2 separate regions of the Homo sapiens genome follow, and region 1 is linked to region 2. A link is an interaction called in ENCODE POLR2A ChIA-PET data of the cell type or tissue named here. Cell type or tissue: PC-9. All regions are shown on one strand. Links, peaks and the distances in the headings refer to the core of each region. The heading gives the core; the rest is flanking DNA. Region 1 overlaps AOPEP (aminopeptidase O (putative)). Region 2 overlaps AOPEP (aminopeptidase O (putative)).

Evidence for each region. Peaks named below come from ENCODE experiments on the same cell type or tissue, not always from the same donor. Only the 100,000 strongest peaks of a DNase experiment are listed, where the experiment ranks them.
Region 1: POLR2A ChIA-PET joins it to region 2 with 16 read pairs; 4 of 35 experiments call an interaction of 5 or more read pairs at or near these places.

The regions. Positions count from the first base shown.
Region 1 is chr9:94,817,852-94,820,759 of GRCh38, reverse strand. The region is part of intron 5 of AOPEP (aminopeptidase O (putative)); the gene reads right to left. Among named protein-coding and RNA genes, the nearest start is that of MIR2278, 9.3 kb to the right of the region's middle. In PC-9, for the core only: no CTCF peak of the experiment used is centred there; DNase peaks (open chromatin) are centred at 1,269 and 2,359; H3K27ac peaks cover 2,500 bases.
Region 2 is chr9:94,920,809-94,923,716 of GRCh38, reverse strand. The region is part of intron 5 of AOPEP (aminopeptidase O (putative)); the gene reads right to left. Among named protein-coding and RNA genes, the nearest start is that of AOPEP-AS1, 23 kb to the left of the region's middle. In PC-9, for the core only: no CTCF peak of the experiment used is centred there; DNase peaks (open chromatin) are centred at 796, 1,216, 1,896 and 2,436; H3K4me3 peaks cover 2,397 bases; H3K27ac peaks cover 2,500 bases.

The sequences.
Region 1 (2,908 bases), core at 235-2,734, 100 kb after region 2:
CAGAAATTGCATGTGGTTCCACCTACAGTTACCAAGCACTAGTGAAGGATAAATAAGATGCAGGCACATCCCTACCTCCCACAATATGGCAGGTATGTTAATGAAATCTTTGTGATTCACTGACTATTTAAATATACCAGGTGCTCAACACAGCATTGTTTACAACAGTAAAATTTTGGAAAAAGTCAAAGATCCATATTTTGGAAAAGTATAACTGAGAGCATCCATAGACTAGAATACTATGCAGCTAAATAAAAAAGAATGAGAAACTCTTTAAGGCCTAATATTATATCTAGGGGATAATGATAATTGACAAAAGCACAGTGTAAAATAGGGTGTGTGTTCTATCTCCTTTTAAGAAAAGGGAGAGAGAGTAATAATATGTATCGTCTAATTGGCCTGCATCTGCATGAAGGAACACAGGGGGTTAATACAAAAAGCTCATAAAGTACTATACCTAAGGAATGGAAAATCGGAACAGAGGTGGGGAACAAAAACATAAAAGAATTGCACTGGCCAGGCGCGGTGGCTCACACCTGTAATCCCAGCACTTTGGGAGGCCAAGGCAGGCAGATCACCTGAGGTCAGGAGTTTGAGACAAACTTGGCCAACATGGCAAAACCCCATCTCTACTAGAAATACAAAAATCAGCTGGGCGTGGTGGTGGGCACCTGTAATCCCAGCTATTCAGGAGGGTGAGGCAGGAGAATGACTTAAACCCGGGAGACAGAGGTTGCAGTGAGCCGAGATTGCGCCACTGTGCTCCAGCCTGGGTGACAAAGCGAGACTCCATCTCAAAAAAAAAAAAAAAAAGAATTGCACTAAAGAAACTTATTATTCAAAGCTCTTTTAAGGTTGGTCCTTTTGCAAAATTAAAATCCCTTTTGGGCTGAGCACAGTGGCTCATTCCTGTAATCCCAGCACTTCAGAAGGCCAAGGCGGGAGGATTGCTTGAGCCTCAGAGTTTAAGACTAGCCTAGGCAACGTAGTCAGACCCCGTCTCTATGAAAAAAAAAAAAAATTTAGCCAGGCATGGTGGCACATGCCTGTAGTCCCAGCTACGCAGGAGGCTGAGGAGGACTGATTGAGCCTGGGAGGTGAAAGCTGCAATGAGCCCAGATCGTGCCATTGCACTCCAGCCTGGGTGACAGAGTGAGATCCTATCCCTAAAACTAAACAATAAAATCCCGTTTGCAAAGTGTCTTGAGACATTCCATTCTGGCCTACAAGATTATCTCAACCAAGACACACAGTTACTATTTACAAAATGCTGTGTATGCCCCGGGGAGGGCTGGCCTGTGAACACAGGCGGAGAGGGCTAGGCATTCAGAGGAAGAGTGGCGGGCAGGAGTTGCCCTGGCTCCCCGCAGCTGCTGGCCACACACTTGGTCTTCTTAGCCTTCTGACTCTGGGCCTCTCTGGCTCTATTTGGAAGATGCGGGTGGGGTGACAGAGGGTTCTTTCAGAAGTTTCCATCACGCAGTCCTTTCAGACACAAGTCAGATAATGGCTCAGATAATACTGAGAACAGATCAGAGACAGCTGTTTCAGGAGCTGACAGGCTCAATCTCTGATCCAAAAGTGATGGGAAAAGAGGTCAAGGACAGAGAGCTTTGTCTAACTGGTGGGAACAGAACTCCAGGAGGGCTGGAAGCCAGGCAAATAGGGCTTGGATAGTCTAGTTTAATCCAGGTGGGATCCCAAATCCCTGAAGATCAGGTACAAGATTTCTTTTTATTTTTTTTGTTTGTTTGCTTTTGTTTTTTGAGACGGAGTCTCACTCTGTCGCCCAGGCTGGAGTGCAGTGGCATGATCTCGGCTCACTGGAAGCCCGGCCTCCTGGGTTCATGCCATTCTCCTGCCTCAGCGTCCCGAGTGGCTGGGGCTACAGGTGCCCGCCACCATGCCCGGCTAATTTTTTGTATTTTTAGTACAGACAGGGTTTCACTGTGTTAGCCAGGATGGTCTCGATCTCCTGACCTCGTGATCCGCCCACCTCAGCCTCCCAAAGTGCTGGGATTACAGGCGTGAGCCACCGCGCCCGGCCTTTATTTGTTATTAAATGTGGAAAAGGAACTAAAAAATACATTTTGAGCTGAATCAAATAATGTCTGGTTTCTTTACCTTTACTGCCTTCTTTACCCTTCTTTTTGGGGGGAAGAAAAGTGAGTATGTATATTAAAAGTTCAAGCTACAGCCTTGAAGGAAAACCTAACAAAAATGTAGGTGCTGCTCTAAATGCTCCTTCTGAAACGGAGAAATTCCAATGTGTACAATGTAAGGAATGTGGACCAACAACTCTGTAACAAACCTTTCATATTGTCATACTACCATGCTAAGTCACCATACCTATTTTTATTTTCTCCCTGGAGCTATTATTTTAGAGAATTATTTTAGACATTGGGTTGATAGGAACTGTAGAATCTGTGATTCACACTAATAAGCCACAAAACTTATGTGTTTATTGACCCATAAAACTACCAAATTTTCCTAAGCCTACTGAAGCAAGGAACCAGTATCTGCTGAGGACCTAAGATGTAACGGCATCTACACATAATCTTATCCACAAGAGTTCTGGAGATGAGTGGTCTATGGCACCTTACCAGGGAGTAACAGGACACAGCAGTCAACGGCAGAGCTGGGGATAGAGCACTGACTGCAAAGCAGAGCTCTCTCTCCATCATCTTGGGCGACAAGCAGAGGTGGCAGGTCTGAGGCACCATGGTAGGGTGGTAGGGTAACATCCTATAGCTTGTACTGTGCAGTGGCTGGATGGCTTCCAAGGAGCATGATGACTTTTGCCCAGGAAGAGGCTTCCATTCTCCCAAGGGACCAGCTGTGCCAAAACACTGACCCTGGCTGGGAACTGTTTTCTCTTTCCCATTTTCTTTAAACTCAGCTCCTGAGA
Region 2 (2,908 bases), core at 235-2,734:
TACACTCAAAACAAAAATTACAAGGCAATGGAAGCATTTACTCTGAAATCTGGACTGTAAAAGAAGAGCAGGTGTGACAGTGTGAAGCCTAAGCTGTCAGGAGAGTGATCAAAGAAGACCCTTCAGCCAAAAATCTGAGCAGCTTACAAACAAATTGAGAAGTCATGCAGAAGGACAGAAAAAGCCAAGAAGAATGGAGCAGAAAATGTTCCATTCTGCACGGGGAGCTGGCTATGATGTTAACAAACGAGCAGGTGCCGGGGATGGCTGAGGTTTCCAGGAGGCCCGAATAAAGGCCGAGACCGTGTAAGGCCAAGCTTTTCCATCATATCTGCAAGTGCTTATAGACTCACATGACAGAACAAAATTATGCTGACAGAAAGAAGGCAGGGAGTTATCCCACCCAGGTGTGCAAATGGCCCCAGGACTGGCACCAGACAGGGAGATTTATCTAATCTCATTTTCCATACCTTGTGTTAAAACCCAAAATATCACCATTAAAACTGCATAGGTGGAATGGGAAGAAGGGGAGCTGACGAAAGAGGCCCATCAAATATCTTCCATGCCTCCTCCTTCAGCAATTATCCTTTTTCCAGGACTTGTTTACAGTCTTCCTAATGAAGAATTTGCCCTTAAAAAAATCTCTCCTCCATCAGTTGAACAAAAACAGTTGTGAAACCTTCCAAATTAGGAAACTGTACACACCGGTTCCTCCCTTCAAAAGTCATTTGTTTGCTATCATGTCGGCTCGGCACAAGCCAAGACTGCTCGCAGGTTTTTCTTCCACTCCCACAGCCACCATTAGAGAAAACCCCACCTCGAGTTCCCTTACACAACATCACCCATTCAGCTCAGAGAGCTCAACTGCAATCATGGTAGTCATGTCTGCCAAAACAGACAGCTTTCATGTGAAGTAATAACAGGGCAGGCATGCAAATGAAAAAGCATCTGCCAGGTGCTCTGAAGAGGACACCAGAAACCCCAGAAATTACAAGTGGAGTTGGGGCACTCAGGATAAAGGGGTGCGATGCAACAGGCACCAACAGTATTGTTCAGAGCACTAACTCAGGGGAAAAAAAAAAACAAGGAAGGAAGGAAGAAACTGAGAGACACAGGAACTAAACTCCCCTAACTGAGAAAGTCACCCCGTTGAGAAGACAAACTGTGCAACCTGGCATTTTCAAGTAAATGGCTCTGGCATGTGCAATGCTACAAAAAGCCACAGAAATGTACCAAGTAAATAACATTCCAGACATACTGCTGGCAGCAGTTCACCCTTTGGGCTAAAACAAGACAGAAGTAACTTCAGGCCTTATAAACAGGCTGGAGGGCAAGCCTGCGTGGGCAGGGTCTGCAGCCAGAAAGACAGACACGCACGTCCTTACAGAGACTGGAGGGCGGACTCCAGCCAGGAAGCTTCCACGAGTGGATGACTGCGAAATCGCTCTAAGACTATTCATGAAGAAAAAGCCTCCACTGTCCGGGGACCTGCCTGCTCTTCTGTCCCAGTGTGGAAGCCTCACCAGGGCCCATTTATGCAAATATAAAAGTCTGCGAGGGCCTGAAGGAATGCACAAAAGCAGCTGTGGGGAGGGTGGGTGGCACTTCTTTCTCCCACCCTTTCATTTTTTCCCCTTGAGCAGTCCTTGTTGTCTGCACCACACTTCCCTCCCCACCCTTCAATGTTCTGGAGACACGACCCCGGCCTCAGTCCATCTTGTTGGGCTTGGGACAGGACCCAGCGTTGCCAGAATTCCACCTAAATTTCCCCTTCCCATCTTCAATCCTTTCTTCTGAGTCGGGGGTAAATGTACTTCCTACTGTCCTCTGAGGGAGGCCAAGTCTGAACATCCTGCCGGCTCAGAAGGAAGGGCGTTTAACCATACAAATGACCCCACTATCTGCGGAAAACATGACCTTCTCCCTGAAAAGCAATTTTCCGGCTGGGAACCTGAATCGAAAGCCTCCGGGGCCCGTTTGGCCCTCTAAGGTTGGGTTTGACATACTGGATACTCTGGGGCTATTTCCCTATGAAGGAAAAGGCTTCTTTTAAAAACTAAACCAAAAACATGGAGTAAGGTTTTGATAACCTTTCTCAAAGGCTGTTAACAAAATCCTGACATAAAAGGACCAACAGAATATTCTTTCAAGGAGAATTTCCTTCCCTCCCTTGGGCACTAAATGTCTGAACGTCTCATGTTAAGTAGATTTAACCTCTTTTTTTAGATTGCTTTTCTTCAACAGTGAGTGAAGAAAAGTAATTCTCTTTAGCTCACTTCAAGGAATAATATTAAGTATTTCTTTCCCAACAGGTAATCTACCCATGTCCACCCACAAAACAGAACGGACCTGTAAAACACTGCACTCCTACCTCAGCCTGGACTCAACAGCCCAGCCCGGCTCCTCCTCATCCCTGCATTCTTGGAACTGTGCTCATGGTCCGAGCCGGCCTGCCGGCGATCAGTCTTCCCCCTGACAAGCCTCACTGGAAAACTGTTTCTTTTTTTCCCCTTGAAAGGGTCTGTGTCAACTGCCTCTACAAATGCCAGACTGTCGATTCATCATCATTACAGAGAATGGAAGATAATCACTTCAATGACATCTTCATCCTAAAAACGTTTCTTTCTTGTCTTTTTTTTTTTTTTTTAAATCACAGAGTTGATTATTTTTCCCAAATAAGAGATGGGCAGGAAAGTGATATTTCAAATCTCAAAAAACACAAGCCCTCTTGCTTCTATTCCCCACCATAAATTCTTTTTGGCTCCAAGTGGTGGAGGAAAAGGAGGTGGCAGGCAGGGGTGGCTTGCAGCCACACTCCCGTGTTGTCATTCTTCCCCAGCAGACCACCTCTGGGGCTGCCTCCTCCACAGAGGCCAAGCGTATTGCATGTCTGCCGCCTTGCCCCTCG